2 separate regions of the Mus musculus genome follow, and region 2 is linked to region 1. A link is a loop called in an ENCODE intact Hi-C map of the cell type or tissue named here. Cell type or tissue: left cerebral cortex. All regions are shown on one strand. Region 1 holds the start of Cdk6 (cyclin-dependent kinase 6). Region 2 holds the start of Fam133b (family with sequence similarity 133, member B).

Region 1 (4,000 bases):
AAACGAGGTAAAATAAATTTAGAAAGCGCATCTTCTTTTTGCATATAAGCAGATGCTCCTGAACTCACAATTCAAAATCCCACTGTGGGATCAACTAAAAACCATCTAGAGACACACCAGTCACAGGAGGATAAAACAGGAGAACAGGGTGAGCGAGCTAGCCAAAACTCTTCTGTTACAGGGACTTGTATTGAACTGCACTCAATGATTGGTTATACAAGGGTGTTTGTTTGGAGGAATGCTACTTTTTATTTACATATATGATTATTACCTTTTATCTGGACACCCCACAGGTAACAGACAAACGAAATTTGATATTAAATTCTAATGTTGAAAGTCATCCTTTCCTACAGCTATAGTGATCCTCTAGGGTAGTGAATGACTCTGAGCCAGCAGGCAACTTTCAGGATCACAGACCTCTCTGAAGTGCAAGACACAGACAGACAGACAGACAGACAGACAGTAATCCACTTTTAGTAAAACCTGACTTTCTAGAAGACTCATTCTCCCTCGTCTCATTATCTTTTGCTGTTGCACCCCACATACCCCTGCCACCCAACTAAAGCATAGGTATAATGGCGGCCCTTTATTTACATTGGCTTTTTACTTATTTATGTAGTATGATTCACTTGTGAGTCTGATTATATTGGGAACAAAGTGCTAGCAAAAAACAAAAACAAAAACAAAACAAAAACAAAAAACCCAACCCCACCAAAAGACAAACAAACAAATAAATAAACAGAAAAAAAAACAAAAAACAAAAAACAAAACGAACACCCAGCCTAGTAGAGGAGTTAAAAGCCCTTTAACAACCACCTCCCAGGAAGATTCTGTAGACTCTGAGTCCTAGAGGGCTTGGTATTTCAAAGGTCAGTCTCGGGTCGCTCCTTTTTGATGACTAATGTTACATTGTTTGCCTTTTACAAAAATATTTAGCTGTTCTTATTTACATAACTTCATCCCAGGGCATACAGTAGGCACATATTTGTTGTAAGGAATCCCTACAGGAATGAGAAGACAGGATGAAGACGCCAAGATCATCCCTCTAAAAAGAAGAGCTGAGAATGTTAACTCATCACCTAATTTGTAGAAAAGTCTGTGCATTCCCTTTTAACTTCCAGCTATGCATCTGTTTAAAAAAAGAGAATGAGAAAAGGCACAATGGGGAAATCCCAGCATCTTCGAGAAAACACCATTATCTTCAGTCACAGGAGACTGGGTTAGGAATGCCTCCCCCACCCACCTGCACAACTCTTCCAGGGAAAACAGAGGCTTTAAAATCTAAAGCACAGACTCACATCTAACCAATGAGAGAGGCATTCTAAGTCAGATCATACCAGTCCACAGATACTAAATGATACAATCAGAAAACCCTTTGAGAAGCAATCGCCCTCCACCCTACCACCCACTCTCCCTCCCTTTCTTTTCTCAGACAGGGTCTTTTGTAGCTCAGGAGGGTCTTGAACTCTGGATCTTCCTGGTTCAGTGTTCCCAGTACCCAGCCTTGAAAGACATTTTTCAAACAATGTTTAACACTAGGTGTCAGAGTCTAAACTTCTGAACTTCTAAGACCATCAGAAACCATTCTACAACTATAAAAAAAAAGTCACCACTGTGGGTTTGATTGGCAAACACATTCTTACACATTTCTTAAACTTTATTTACATTATGCTCCACCCTTAAAGTTTCCTTCTAATTATCTGCAAGCTGGATAACTATCTCACTCTGTCTCTCAAAAATCCCCCCACCGACGGGGAAAGTTAAGTAAGGGCTGGAGGGATTGTCTGGTTTTGTCCCTAAAAGACACCCAACGCCCCCCCGGAACCCTTGGGGCACGCAGAGCGAAAGCTCTTCAGAATAGCTTGGCTGCCCGGAAGCCACCGCAGGTCTCTTTTTCTGCCCTGTCTAACAGAGTCACCGGTTTTATCTGGGGAAACTCAACTCTTAACTTTAGTTGGGCCACCAGCCGCCCCTTGCCCAGCACCTTCCCGGACCCCATAGCCAGGGCTCCCGGCTCACCTGACCACGTTGGGGTGCTCGAAGGTCTCCAGGTGCCTCAGCACCGCCACCTCGCGGATGGTGGAGAGCGGCATGCCCTCCTCACTGGTCTGCACTCGCACGCGCTTCAGAGCCACGAAGCGGCCGCCGTTCTTCAGGTCGCGGGCCTTGAACACCTTCCCATAGGCGCCTTCGCCGATCTCCGCCACGCACTCATACTGCTGATCGGCGCGACTCAGGCTGTCCTTCTCCATGCTGGCTTCAGGCTGCGGGTGCGGCACAGTGGAACCGGGGTGCTCACTCGCTGCCTTACACGCCTCGGGGAGTCGGACTCGCGGCCGCCGGGCTAGACGGACCGACCTTCTCGCCCGCGGGTGCAAGCCGGGCGCAGCCGCTGCGAAACTCCGCCTAGCCGAGTCGCCGCGCCGCCGCCGCAGGAGAGCGCCGATCCCTCCTCTTCCCCCTCCGCAGCGATTACATAGTCTGCCCACAATCTCTGCACCTAGGAGGAGGAGACCGGAGGACAAGGAGAAAGTGTGATCAGACTGCCCGGGAGACTTCCACAGGGTTCCACCAGCTCCTCTCCTCCTCCCTCTACTCGCACTGGTTGCCTAATCGGGCCGGGTTTCTCGGAGAAAAACCAAGTTACTTTTCTTCCACAGCAGGGCTCGTGCAGTCTTCACGAAGGAGAGGTTGCTGGGGCCCCTCGGGGATGAGCGCAGCGCGGGACGCAGCGGGACGAGAGGGGGCGTGCCGAGCAGCCCAGAGTGTGCCCGGAGCGCGGGGGAGGGGAGGCGCCGGGCGCGTCAATGTCACGGCTCAATATTTATACCTATATTATTGTTCTCCGCTGCCCTCCCTGACTCCAGGGGCCTGGTCGTGCAGGGTATGGGGCGACCTGGGGGAGTTCGGAAGCTGGCGTAAAAGCACCGGGGGTTCACCCACGTGGGGCCGCAGAACGGGGTTGGGGCTCCTAGAACCCTGTAACCCGATGCTGCGAGTATGCGAGTAGGGGTGGTCAGACATCTGCTCGGAAATTGCTTCCTTTCTTTTCTACTTTCAGTTTTTCTACAGGGAGACATTTGAAAGGGACTCGCTCTCACAAATGGTCTTTGGGGTATGGCAAGCTTAGTGGGAGACGAAATTCTGCCTCCGATTCGGAGGACCTCCCTGGTGGAAACTCAGCGAGGACAGACCATCTGGTAGGGGAGGGCTGGGGCTACTAGAGGTGGGAGAGCGAGGGGTCCTGGAAGGGGAGTAGTGTCGTGCTCCCCACCTCACACATACACAAACACAAAGATCCGAAGGATGTGGGAAAGGAAGGTACGTCACACTTTCACTCGTCCTGTCCTGAAAAAGTAACTTCGGGACTTTGCTAGCTAATCGGGACTGGTCCTTAAGTTTTCAAGCCGTGCAAAAGCAACCGCCCTTACGACGGTGGGGGTAGGGGGCAGTAAACGTAGGTCTCCCCGGTGTGAGAAGGGGCTGCCCTTGTGTCGAGACTTCCGAATCCCCGCCCGGTATCCTGGGCGGCTGAATGTCGGTAGCTGAGACAGTCGCTCTGTTCTCCAAAGGCCAGAGGCTAGGTCCCACGCGCGCGGTCGGGCGCCCCCTCCCCGTTCTGTTGTTTAGGGATGACCGAGTGAGCCTTCCCGTCCCACAGCGGCCTTAGTCTGGGCTGGACCTTGTTCCACCACAGCCGCGTGTCCGGAACGGTCTGCATGCGTTTACCTGCCCCGTACCCATCCCCCCCACCACCACGCTCTTCTGCCTGGTATTAAAGAACACATGGAGCGACCCCCACTGGATGCCAGCATAGCACCGCCCGGCCAAGGCAGGGCCACTCCCCGTTCCTTTGAGAGCTTTCCTAAAAAGCTGCGGAAAGGACCCTCCAGCCCTCACCCGGGGGTCCGAGCCAGGTCGAGGGCCACACAGGTAGCGGGAGCAACGGCCTTGGCGCCCGCCCTCCCCCTCTGCCGGTGTCCAGCCTAGGCTCCAGGAG
Region 2 (4,000 bases), 200 kb before region 1:
ATCCTATAATCTTTAAAACCATGAGGGCATCACCAATGTAAGAAAAAGAACTGGATTGCCTCTCAATTTCTGGAGAACAACAACAAACGTCAGAACAGGTAGTATTTTCAGAGGCAGACACTCAAACTCTAGTCCTGGAAAACTATGGAGCTAGTAAAGAGAACAGTGATTGTGGTGGATTGAGGAGCAGGTGTGACTGAAGCAAAGTCTTTCAAAGTGGTGGCAATGCATCATAGTGGCTGATGTCATTAGTAACGTGTCTAAAGACACACTATGCACAGTATCATAGGATTATGTGATTCCTGAAAGATAACTGCACGTTCACCTGTATCTCTACGGTGGGGGATGTTGATGATGGAGAAGCTGTCTATGTGTGGGACCAGGATGTATAGGATAGCTGTGGTTTAAAAGTCCTGTTAAAAAGTGAGACTTTGGGGCTGGTGGTGGTGTGGGGGGCTGGGGGAGATATCAAGATCCATGAGGACTGAACCAAGTAGCAAATGATACAAGTTCTGGTCACAGTTTAAGCATCCTTACCCTGCCCTAAGTATTAGTTCTCCATTACATCTCCAACACCTCCCACCTTTTGATGTAATGTTTTCAGTCTTAGAATCTTTTAAGTGCAAACAAAATGCTACTAGAACATATTGTGCGATGACAACAGAACAGAACAGTACAGAGCTGTCAACACCCTCCAGTAAACGAGACTAATTTCATAGGTTTTGAAAATGCCTTAAGGAATGTGTAAATAAAAATTTCCAGTAAAATGAAAGTCTGGATTTCAGTAAGAAACTGTAATAATGTCTGTAAGCAAGCCTATAATCTTTAAAACAACGATAGCATCATTAATAACAACAAAACAAAACAGAAAAATCTCCAGGAATCAGGTGAGATGTGTCTGAGGACATTAATAGTCCAAGCACTATGTCGAACTCTGGATGCCCACACACATAGACCATTTCAACTGGTCTATTCTATTCTATTCATCTCAACTCCATTCATTCTACGGTCTCGTCCTGAAGCCAGGAGGAAAGTACATTCCTGCACAGTGCGAGCAAGGTTAGTGGCCACCGAGCTTCCACGACAGAACCACAAGAAACTAAAACGGACGTTTTTTGTTGTTGTTGTTGTTGTTTTTTGTTTTGTTGTTGTTGTTGTTTTTAAGACAGAGCGGGGAACACTGTCATTTCCCGGGCAGCTCTTTAGGTACCCACTCGCGTTCGCTTGGGCAGTTGCCTTTGTGGTCAAGCGGTGACTAAGGAGGACTCCCATTCCCACAGGTAGAAACTTGGGTTCAGAAGTCACTAACTTCCGAGGGCACTGGAGTCTAGAGTACCCCAAAGCCCTCATCCCTGTCCCCCACCCCCATCCCCGTGGTCCCGCTGCGCTGGGTCTGGGCCTCTCGGCACCGGCGGCTCCGGCTCACAGCCCTTACCGCTGCGGGGCGACAGGCCCCAGGGTCGGCCGAGCAGGACGCTGAGGACCGGCAAGGCGCACGCGCATCGCACGGCGCGGGGTCTCGGGGCCCCAAGTGCGACGCGGCCGCCAGCCCCGCCGCGACGGGCGACGGCTTCCGCTCGTTCGCCTGCCGCCCGGCCCCGCCTCACTGCTCCGTTTTCCCCGCCGAATACTCACCACGCGATTATCCCGTTTCCCCATGGTGGCCGGCTGAAGGCGCGGGAAGCCGCCGAGGGAGCAGGCCCGAGAAGAAGCCGAAGCGGCCCGCCGCGAGTCCTCTTACCACCTCTATGCCCCGCCCAGAGAGCGGCGCCCCGCCAATCCGGGGAGACCGTATGCGCCACGGCGCCCCCTGGTGGTGCGGAGGACAGCCCGGCGCTAGCGACCGCCTGCGGTTCCCAGGAGCTGCAGCAGGATTCCTGTGACCCACTTAACCATTCCTGAGCAGGACCCACTCTGTAGTCAAATCGGTAACTCAGTTCCTGGGTATCCAATGCCCTCTTCTGACCTTTGTGGGTACCAGGCACACGCACTGCACACCTGTAGGCAAACACATAAAGTAAGTCTAATGGAAAAAATTGTCATAAAACTTAAAAAAATGAGTCTGGGACCAGTCAAATATAGTTAAGACATAATCCTTATCTTTAAGGGGTGTGTTTATTAACTCATAGGGGGAGATAAACACACACAGGTTAGACTTTACTGCTTTGGTGCTATGGGATTATCTGGATTGGACTTAAACTTCAGAAGTGGTCTAGACTCTAGAGACTAATTAATACACCATATTCTCTGACTATTCACAGGCTTAGAAAAAGTGACTTATGGATTCATGTCAACATGAATGCATCAGGAATAAAATCGATCAGAATCCTTTCTGAAATTTTAGAAAATGGAAATATGGGACTTTCATTATACTGAAGAAAATCCTTTAGCCTTTCCCCAGACCTCATGGATATGAGGTGAGGGGTGGGTGGGTAGACATCATGAGTTTGAGGCTATTTTGAGCAACAAAGTAAGTCCAAGTCTGATCTGGGTAACTTAGACATTGTGTAAAGTAAAATTCAAAGGGAAAAAGGCTGGTATATGCTGCAGGATATGTGATCACACTGTGAAACCTGAGATTGTATTATTTACTAAAAAACAGTTGTTTCTAGTTGTGGTATGACTCAGCACTTAGAACACAGTTTTAATCCCAAACAGTGAAGGTAAAGTTAGTTTGTAGAAGGAAGCACCCATATTTGAAAGTTATGTGTAATTGAGTGGCAGACAAAGTGATGAATCAGAGAACAACCTGACAAAATAGACTATATAGAATATGCCCAACTGTCAGGAGAGAGGCAGTGAAGCCACTTAGGAGAGCAGTGCAGAGAGAAAGCGAGGAGAGAGGCAGTTTTACTGAGATGGGTTGAAAAGAGAACAAGCTAGACACGGGTGAAGACAGAATGAGTCAGAGAGTGAGAAGGAGCCAGAAGATTAGAACAGGTTGCCAGAGTTAACTCGGGGCCAATCAGAGCAATTCAGTCAGAAAGTGAGAGAAGCCAGTTAGAACCAGTCAGCTTGGAGAGGAATTTGAGCCAGAACAGCTGAATTGAACCAGCCAGTCAGAGTTCAGAAAGAACAAGAGAGGGTGAATATTTTCAGCAGTAACTTATCAGAGCCTGTAAAACATTCTAGGCCTATATTAGATTGCACAGAGGCTTCCAGGACCAGGCCTAGGTTAGCAGACTGAGGCAGTAAGCCTCAGAGATGACATTTAATTTAGGGAAATAAAAGTTTACGAGTAACACCAGTGACAGTGATACAGCATTTACCTAGCATGTGCGAGGCCCTGCATGGAATCCAGTACCTCAAAGAAAATCTTCTTCTCGCTGACAGAGACTCTCTCCTTTCTCACCCTCTATTGTTGCAACAGATATTCCAATCTCCACTTTCTTTCTTAAAACGGTCCTGTATTAGTTTGGATGTAATTGGTCTCCATAGGCCCATAGGGAGTGGTGCTATTAGAAGGTGTGGCCTCGCTGGAGTGGGTGTGGTCTTGTTGGAGAAAGTGTCTCGATGGAGGCAGGCTTTGATGTCTCCGACTCCACTATGGCCAGTGACACAATTCTCCTTCTGCTGCCTGTGGATCAACATGTAGAACTCCCAGTTGCTTCTCTAGCACCATGTCTGCCTGTATGTCACCATGCTTCCTGCCATGATGATAATGGACAACCCCAATTAAACGTTGTTCTTTATAAGAATTGCCTTGGTCATGATGTCTGTTCACAGCAGTAAATCCCTAAGACAGTTCTCGAACTGTGTTGAATATAACCCATGGTGGTTCTTCTAGTACCACTCAGTGCTGATTGTTCTTGGGGAACCAGCTTCACTGCCCACCATGGACTTGGCCTCAAGGTTTTATTTCTGTTTCTCCTTCCTTATCCCTTACTTTCAACTAAAGGTGATGATTAACTACTTTTGCTTTGTACCCAATGCAGAGAGTCTGTGAGCAGTAGCCTATTCTTTCTTTGTGGCTCACTGACGATGCTGACAGTTGTCAGCC

What was found. A loop is a pair of places that touch in the nucleus more often than their neighbours do. Peaks named below come from ENCODE experiments on the same cell type or tissue, not always from the same donor. Only the 100,000 strongest peaks of a DNase experiment are listed, where the experiment ranks them.
Region 2: it touches region 1 in a loop (2.5-fold over the local background); 1 of 42 quality-filtered maps calls a loop at or near these places.

Annotation. Positions count from the first base shown.
Region 1 is chr5:3,342,619-3,346,618 of GRCm38, reverse strand. It overlaps Cdk6 (cyclin-dependent kinase 6), which reads right to left and starts at 2,726. Exons shown (of 8, transcript NM_009873.3): 1 at 2,648-2,726; 2 at 2,020-2,500. The coding sequence starts at 2,252. It overlaps Gm36470 (predicted gene, 36470), which reads left to right and starts at 3,060. Exons shown (of 4, transcript NR_168898.1): 1 at 3,060-3,321. In left cerebral cortex, a CTCF peak has its summit at 2,075 (motif pointing left); DNase peaks (open chromatin) are centred at 2,742, 2,986, 3,495, 3,766 and 2 more places; H3K4me3 peaks cover 2,346 bases; H3K27ac peaks cover 449 bases.
Region 2 is chr5:3,541,583-3,545,582 of GRCm38, reverse strand. Fam133b (family with sequence similarity 133, member B) reads right to left here and starts at 1,750. Exons shown (of 11, transcript NM_001042501.1): 1 at 1,636-1,750. The coding sequence starts at 1,659. In left cerebral cortex, a CTCF peak has its summit at 1,812 (motif pointing left); DNase peaks (open chromatin) are centred at 1,529 and 1,791; H3K4me3 peaks cover 1,367 bases; H3K27ac peaks cover 714 bases.